Linked DNA regions of Homo sapiens: region 2 is linked to region 1. The links are chromatin loops, found by intact Hi-C in ENCODE. Cell type or tissue: Caco-2. All regions are shown on one strand. Links, peaks and the distances in the headings refer to the core of each region. The heading gives the core; the rest is flanking DNA. Region 1 overlaps ZFHX3 (zinc finger homeobox 3). Region 2 overlaps ZFHX3 (zinc finger homeobox 3).

Evidence for each region. Hi-C counts contacts between places; a loop is a spot of excess contacts. Peaks named below come from ENCODE experiments on the same cell type or tissue, not always from the same donor. Only the 100,000 strongest peaks of a DNase experiment are listed, where the experiment ranks them.
Region 2: a loop joins it to region 1, with 6 times the contacts of the local background. A loop is called at or near these places in 4 of 110 quality-filtered maps.

What each region holds. Positions count from the first base shown.
Region 1 is chr16:72,874,264-72,877,171 of GRCh38, reverse strand. The region is part of intron 4 of ZFHX3 (zinc finger homeobox 3); the gene reads left to right. LOC124903715 (a long non-coding RNA gene) reads right to left here. Exons shown (of 2, transcript XR_007065111.1): 2 at 532-2,272. Among named protein-coding and RNA genes, the nearest start is that of ZFHX3, 170 kb to the left of the region's middle. RefSeq lists an enhancer at 1-128. In Caco-2, for the core only: no CTCF peak of the experiment used is centred there; DNase peaks (open chromatin) are centred at 1,311 and 1,700; H3K4me3 peaks cover 17 bases.
Region 2 is chr16:72,993,880-72,996,787 of GRCh38, reverse strand. All of the region lies in intron 1 of ZFHX3 (zinc finger homeobox 3), which reads left to right. Among named protein-coding and RNA genes, the nearest start is that of ZFHX3, 53 kb to the left of the region's middle. In Caco-2, for the core only: a CTCF peak has its summit at 1,416; a DNase peak (open chromatin) is centred at 1,454.

The DNA of each region.
Region 1 (2,908 bases), core at 110-2,609:
TGGGCGGATCTGAAGACTTCCTCAGAACACATAAGACCGGGGAGATTTGTGCCATACCGGGCTGTTTTCTCTGAGCTTTGCTTTAATCAGGAATGTAGACTATTTTTTGGTTTTGGTAGATGGCGTGCAGGGGCAGGGCATCCAGTCATTCCTGTAAGGCATTATTACAGGGCTAATTGGGAAATAGTGATTCTTTTTCAATAACTATTTTGGAATCACCCCCCTTTCTCCCCCGCCAAGTCTCTGTTCCCCTTGGGATTGTCAGGCTCACGTTGAAAGACCCCCAGAGGGAAGGATGTTGGCATATATCATAGATATCTGGAAAGAATGTTTCAACCACACCTGGCTGCCGTGTGTGAGGACAAATTTAATTTATTTTAAAAATCTGGCCACAGGCGGCTTTTTCTGTTTGTTTCTTTAGGGGGGAAAAAAATTGAAAAGCAGCAGCAAGCTATGGTTCACATTTGTTTTCTTCCAGATTGGACCAGCCAGGAGAAGAGAGATTATCTCTAAAGGATATGAAAGGTTTAATCATTTTAATTTTGTTTTTATTAAAGTATATCATAACTTTTTTTTTTTTCAACATGCCTGGGTAGAACAGGAGAGAAGAGGAGGTAATATAAATATACAGAAACCCTCAAGCATTTGGTTAATAAAACTTTCCAACGGGCGATGCCTCGTGGGGAGGAAGTGGTTGGATGGCTGGGGATGGTGGGCCGACTGGGGAAGGCGGTGACTGCGCTGAATCGTAGCCAGCATCTTGCAAGCTTCCTGTCCAGTTCCAGCAGACACTTGTGGGAGCTCAGAGCTTTCATGAAACTGAATGAGAAGAAGCTCTGACTGTGGGCTTATTCCATCATGTTTCTCAAGCGAGACTGGATCCCTGAGCCATCTGTGGCTGAAGAAGTCTGAATTTACAGAGAACAGTAAAATTTGCTTCTATAAGATTCTTCCACCCCTACCATCTCAATGAAATATTTGAACCCGGTTATTTTGAAAACTTGCTTTAGGCCAAAACCTCTGAAGTTGCATGCATGCACGTGTGTTTTATGAAGCGGCGAAGTTGGGATAAAAATAGCCTTAGTTTTTGGATAGAAAAACTATCCTATAAATTATGGTGAAACTGAGTAACCAGGATGCTAGATTAACAGGATTTTAGGCTCGTTTTCCCTTTAGGACAGAAAAATAAGCTCATTTCAACATTAATTCAATTGTCAAAAATCACCGGGGCATGGGCTGGAGTTATCATCACAGGTGTTCACTGTGGCCTCCCCTCTCTTCCAGGGCTGTAAAACTCTGCAAAGGCGTGACTGTTTGGAATTCCAGCCCTGGGACCGGGCAGGTTGTTGCATCACCTGATAATGATGAAATTATCTTTACCATTATGTTCTTACAAAGGCTTGAAATTTGACTTGCACATTTTAGACATCGCTTTAAGCAGCAGGATTAAAGCATTGTCATCTCGTTACACCTGACTTAACGTGGCAGTTCAGTTAACCCTATACCAGTCTTTAAGTTTTTGGCTGCATTAGCGTTTACAGTACTTTCCACAGCATTTTTATGGGCGGAATGGTTTGTTCATCAAGGAGAAGCAGCTCTTCTAGTGAAAGCTGCAACTCCAGTTCCCTGAATGAAGTAGAAACTGCACTGAGGCTTCAACTTAGCCGTGTGAGCAATGATCTGGCCTCTAGCAGGCTGTGTAGATAGTCACATGTTTTATGAAATTTCCCTCAGGGATTCCCGGGGCATCTGGGCTGTGCCTCCTGGCACAGAGGGCTTCCAAGAGGAGCTGTGTTGGATCTGCAGCCTCCCTGCAGGGCTGGGCTCACAACCAAGCCAGGTCTCCCCGCTGGGAAAGGGATCCAGAGCCCAGTTTCTGCCCCCAGTCTGCAGGTATCTGCCGTATTCAGTGAGCTGTGTTCCAGGTGGAAGAGCGGCCAGGCCACCTTACTGGCCTGTAAGTTTGGAATTCCCTATGGGAGTTCCCTATGGGAATTCTCTATGGGAGTTCCCTGAGCCAGTAAGGGGCAGTTTTCTTGGTTAATCTCAGCTAGAGTTGTATGAGCACTAAAACGGAACAAACACTGGCCCATATCATTCTCTGTGAGCTTCTTGATGGGAGCACAGCATCAACAGGTTAGGCAGCCCCCTTTCAGAGGAAGAGAGACCTGACACCTCTCCTGTCCAGGACTTCTGTCCCAGGTTGGACTGGATGACCCCAGCAGTTGTGGTGTGTAGGTCTTGGTCCTTGTTTTTGAAGCTGTATCACAGGCTATGAAGACAGCAGAAGGTGGGGGAAAAAAAGGTTATTCTTTTGTTTCACACCACTCAGCTATAGATCACAGAAACACTCCAAAGTGGCTTTAATGAGTTAGGAGGGCATGGTGTGGTGGCTTACGCCGGCAATGCCAGCACTTTGGGAGGCCGTGGCAGGAGGATACTGGGAGCCCAGAAGTTTGAGTCTACCCTGGGCAACACAGCGAGACCCTGTCTCAAAAAAAAAAAGAGGTTTCATTTTTCCTTATATAAGCAGCCTTGGGAGGAGGGCAGTCAGGTGCAGAAGTGAAGGTTCCACTGAGTCAGCAGACATCCACTTTCCTTCTATGTTTCCATGTAGCCATTCTCACCAAGCGCTTGTTGCCTCCTCATGGTCTAAAGATGGCTCCTCCAGGCCAGGCGCGGTGGCTCACGCCTACAATCTCAGCACTTTGGGAGGCCGAGGCGGGCAGATCACGAGGTCAGGAGATCGCATCCTGACTAACACCGTGAAACCCCGTCTCCACTAAAAATACAAAAAATTAGCCTGGTGTGGTGGCGGGTGCCTGTAGTCCCAGCCACTCGGGAGGCTGAGGCAGGAGAATGGCGTGAACCCGGGAGGCGGAGTTTGCAGCGAGCCGAGATTGTGCCA
Region 2 (2,908 bases), core at 262-2,761, 120 kb before region 1:
ATCAACAAAGTAAACTTAACTCTGTGGCCAGAAACAGTCCTTAGCATCCAGCAGCTTAGGTTTACCAGGTGAAACTGCCAGAACTCCGTGGTTGGATTGCACTCAGGGCAGGGCCTGGTAATGCAAGGAGTTGCACAGGCGGGGTTCCCACGCCCCCAGCCCCTCCCCGCCTTGTAGGCTCACAACCAGTTATGGAATTTATCTTGTTATTAGGTTTGTCTCTTTTTGTAGAGAGTTGATGGATAGTTGTTAGCATTTTGGTGCTTAAGGATGTCTGGATAACTGCATGGGTTATAGATTCTAGCCCTTTATTGAGGACCAGCTTCTTGGCTGCTTGGTGCTCTGGCTCTGGGCACACTGGTTTACAGAAGATGAGAAGACACAGTCTCTGCTGATAAGAAAATCATGCTTAGTTGGACTGATCATTGTCCATGCAAATAAGTATCTACACTGAGGGGCTTAGGAGAAGCAAAAGAACGAATTAATTAATTAATTTATTTATTTTATGTTGGAGTCTTGCTCTGTCACCAGGCTGGAGTGCAGTGGCACGAGCTCAGCTCACTCCAATCTCAGCCTCCCAGGTTCAAGTGATTCTTCTGCCTGAGCCTCCTGAGTAGCTGAGATTACAGGTGCCCGCCACCATGCCCGGCTCGTGTGTGTGTGTGTGTGTGTGTGTGTGTTTAGTAGAGACAGGGTTTTACTGTGTTGGCCAGGCTGGTCTGGAACTCCTGACCTCAGGTGATCCACCCGCCTTGGTGTCCCAAAGTGTTGGGATTACAGACGTGAGCCACCGCACCTGGCAGTAAAAGAACGTATGAATATGCCTTCATAATTACCAAGATAGGACAGTGCCTCCTGAGCAGAACATCGAGAAATTCTGGAGCCTAAGGCCCTGGGCAGCTGGAAAATACCGACGTTTATTTGTGTTTTCAATTGGCGCTGTTCTCATATGTGCTCATTTGACCCTCTTAATAATCTTAGAAGTCATTTGGCCAGGCCCAGAGCTTTCCTTTGTTGATGGTGAAACGCTGAGGCCCTGTGAAGTTGCATGATTGGCCCAAGGTCTTGCAGCTAGGGAGTGGCAGGACCCAGCGCGGGGTTTGTGGGCGGATTCCCGTGTTCTTGCTGCACACCATGCCACATCCATGGCTTAAGCCTCTGCAGGAGCTTGGAGAGCTCTGAGGACTGACAGCCTTTGTGTTTCATATTAGGGGAATTTGGGGCCTGGTCTTGGGGAGAGCAATATGACCGCTGTAGTTGTAGTTGTGATCGGAGGGACAAAGAAGGTGTCCATCAGAGAGGTTTGTGCCAGCGGTTTAATTTCCTTTATTTCAGGACTGGAAGTTATTTAAATTACTTTATAGACTTCCTGTTTCCTTCCAAGAGCTCATTAAGTCCGTGCTGAACTGCTTGCTGGGTTGCCATAATGGAGTGCCTGGATCTGCAGTTCCCGTTCCGTCCTCCAGGGCACCCAGATTGGAGAGGCACGGGCGAAGAGTGGAGGGGAAAGTTTGAACAGCTTGTTTATGGTGACCCCTTTAATTGACATGCCATTAGGACTCGACATTTATTATTTTCCTCAAGGATAAAGCGTGCCCTGGACTCTGGACTCTGTAGAATATTTTCTGAAATGTGTTAATTTCACCATCCCATTTTGGAGAAGGGGCAGGCACCTCTCATCTGGCTGTAGGAGTGGGAACCCTGTCTACATTTTTGGTGATTGGAGTGCAGCATTGGACTAAATGGGGCGTTAGGAGCAGATTACGGGGAAGGCTGAGGATTCCCCTGGTGATCAGGAAAACACATTGGTGTAATTGGATTACCTTAACCCTTCATTTAACTTGATGGGAATGCTTTCAAACAGGGGTTCCGGAATATTGCTACAGCTTTTCAACCCTGTCCACAGGCAGCTCTTGAAGAGATGTGCATTTGACTAGATGATTTACCTTGAAACCTGCCAAGAGAATAATTTTAGGAAACACCCCCGCCCCTTGTGCCTCTTTAATTGTTCCGTCAGGAGGAACCTTGGTGCTGAGCACTGGTTCTGTTGAGAAGTGCTAATTAGAAATAATAGCTACAACAAACAAGTGTTAGGAGGCAGCCTAAGTGATGTCAACATCAAGAAGCTGTCATTGGCTCCCTGCAGATGTGCGGGCCAGCTGTGAGGCAGGGGAGCCTGCTGCTCCCTGCCATCCACCTGGGGAAAGGTAGAGGAGGTAGGAGTCGGATAGGCTGCCATAGCCAGGCCCCCTTGGCTCGATGACTTTTGTTCCTTGGTTTGAGGTTCTGTTAATGCACTCTAAGTCCCATTGGTACTCAATATGGACTCAATTTCAGCTGGTCCAGAAAGTCTTGGGGGAATCCCAGAAATGGCACCTGGGGGCTTGGGGAGGGGAAGTCATTCCATCCCAGGAGGCAGACAAGAATCCTTCTGAAGGTGGAAGTAATACAGCGACTTAAATATAACCTGAGCCAGACTTGCATGTCTAAGTGAATGCTGAGTCTTAAATATTCATTTACAATGTTAAAGTCTATAATTTCTTCATAAAGAATTCTAAAATAATAAAGATGACCTGGTAGGCAAAATTCACTTGTATTTTCTAAAAGCTTTTGATAAGGTCCCTTATAAAAGATTAAGAGAGAACAAAACCACAGTGTGGCACAAAGTCCTTGTTGTGGATTAAAAAATGATTAAGTGATAGGGAACAGAAGAATTCTGGTGGAGACCCACTGCTTGTAGCGGGGAGAGGTTAATAGAGGGGTGTCTGAGAAATCTGTCGTCGGGGCTGGAGTTATTAAGTATATTAATTGTTTGGAGAAGGAAATGGAGGGTGAATTAGTGCACTCGGCTGCTGCTACCCTGGTTTTTATAACTGGATTCAACCCAGAGAGTCTCTACAGCCCCGAA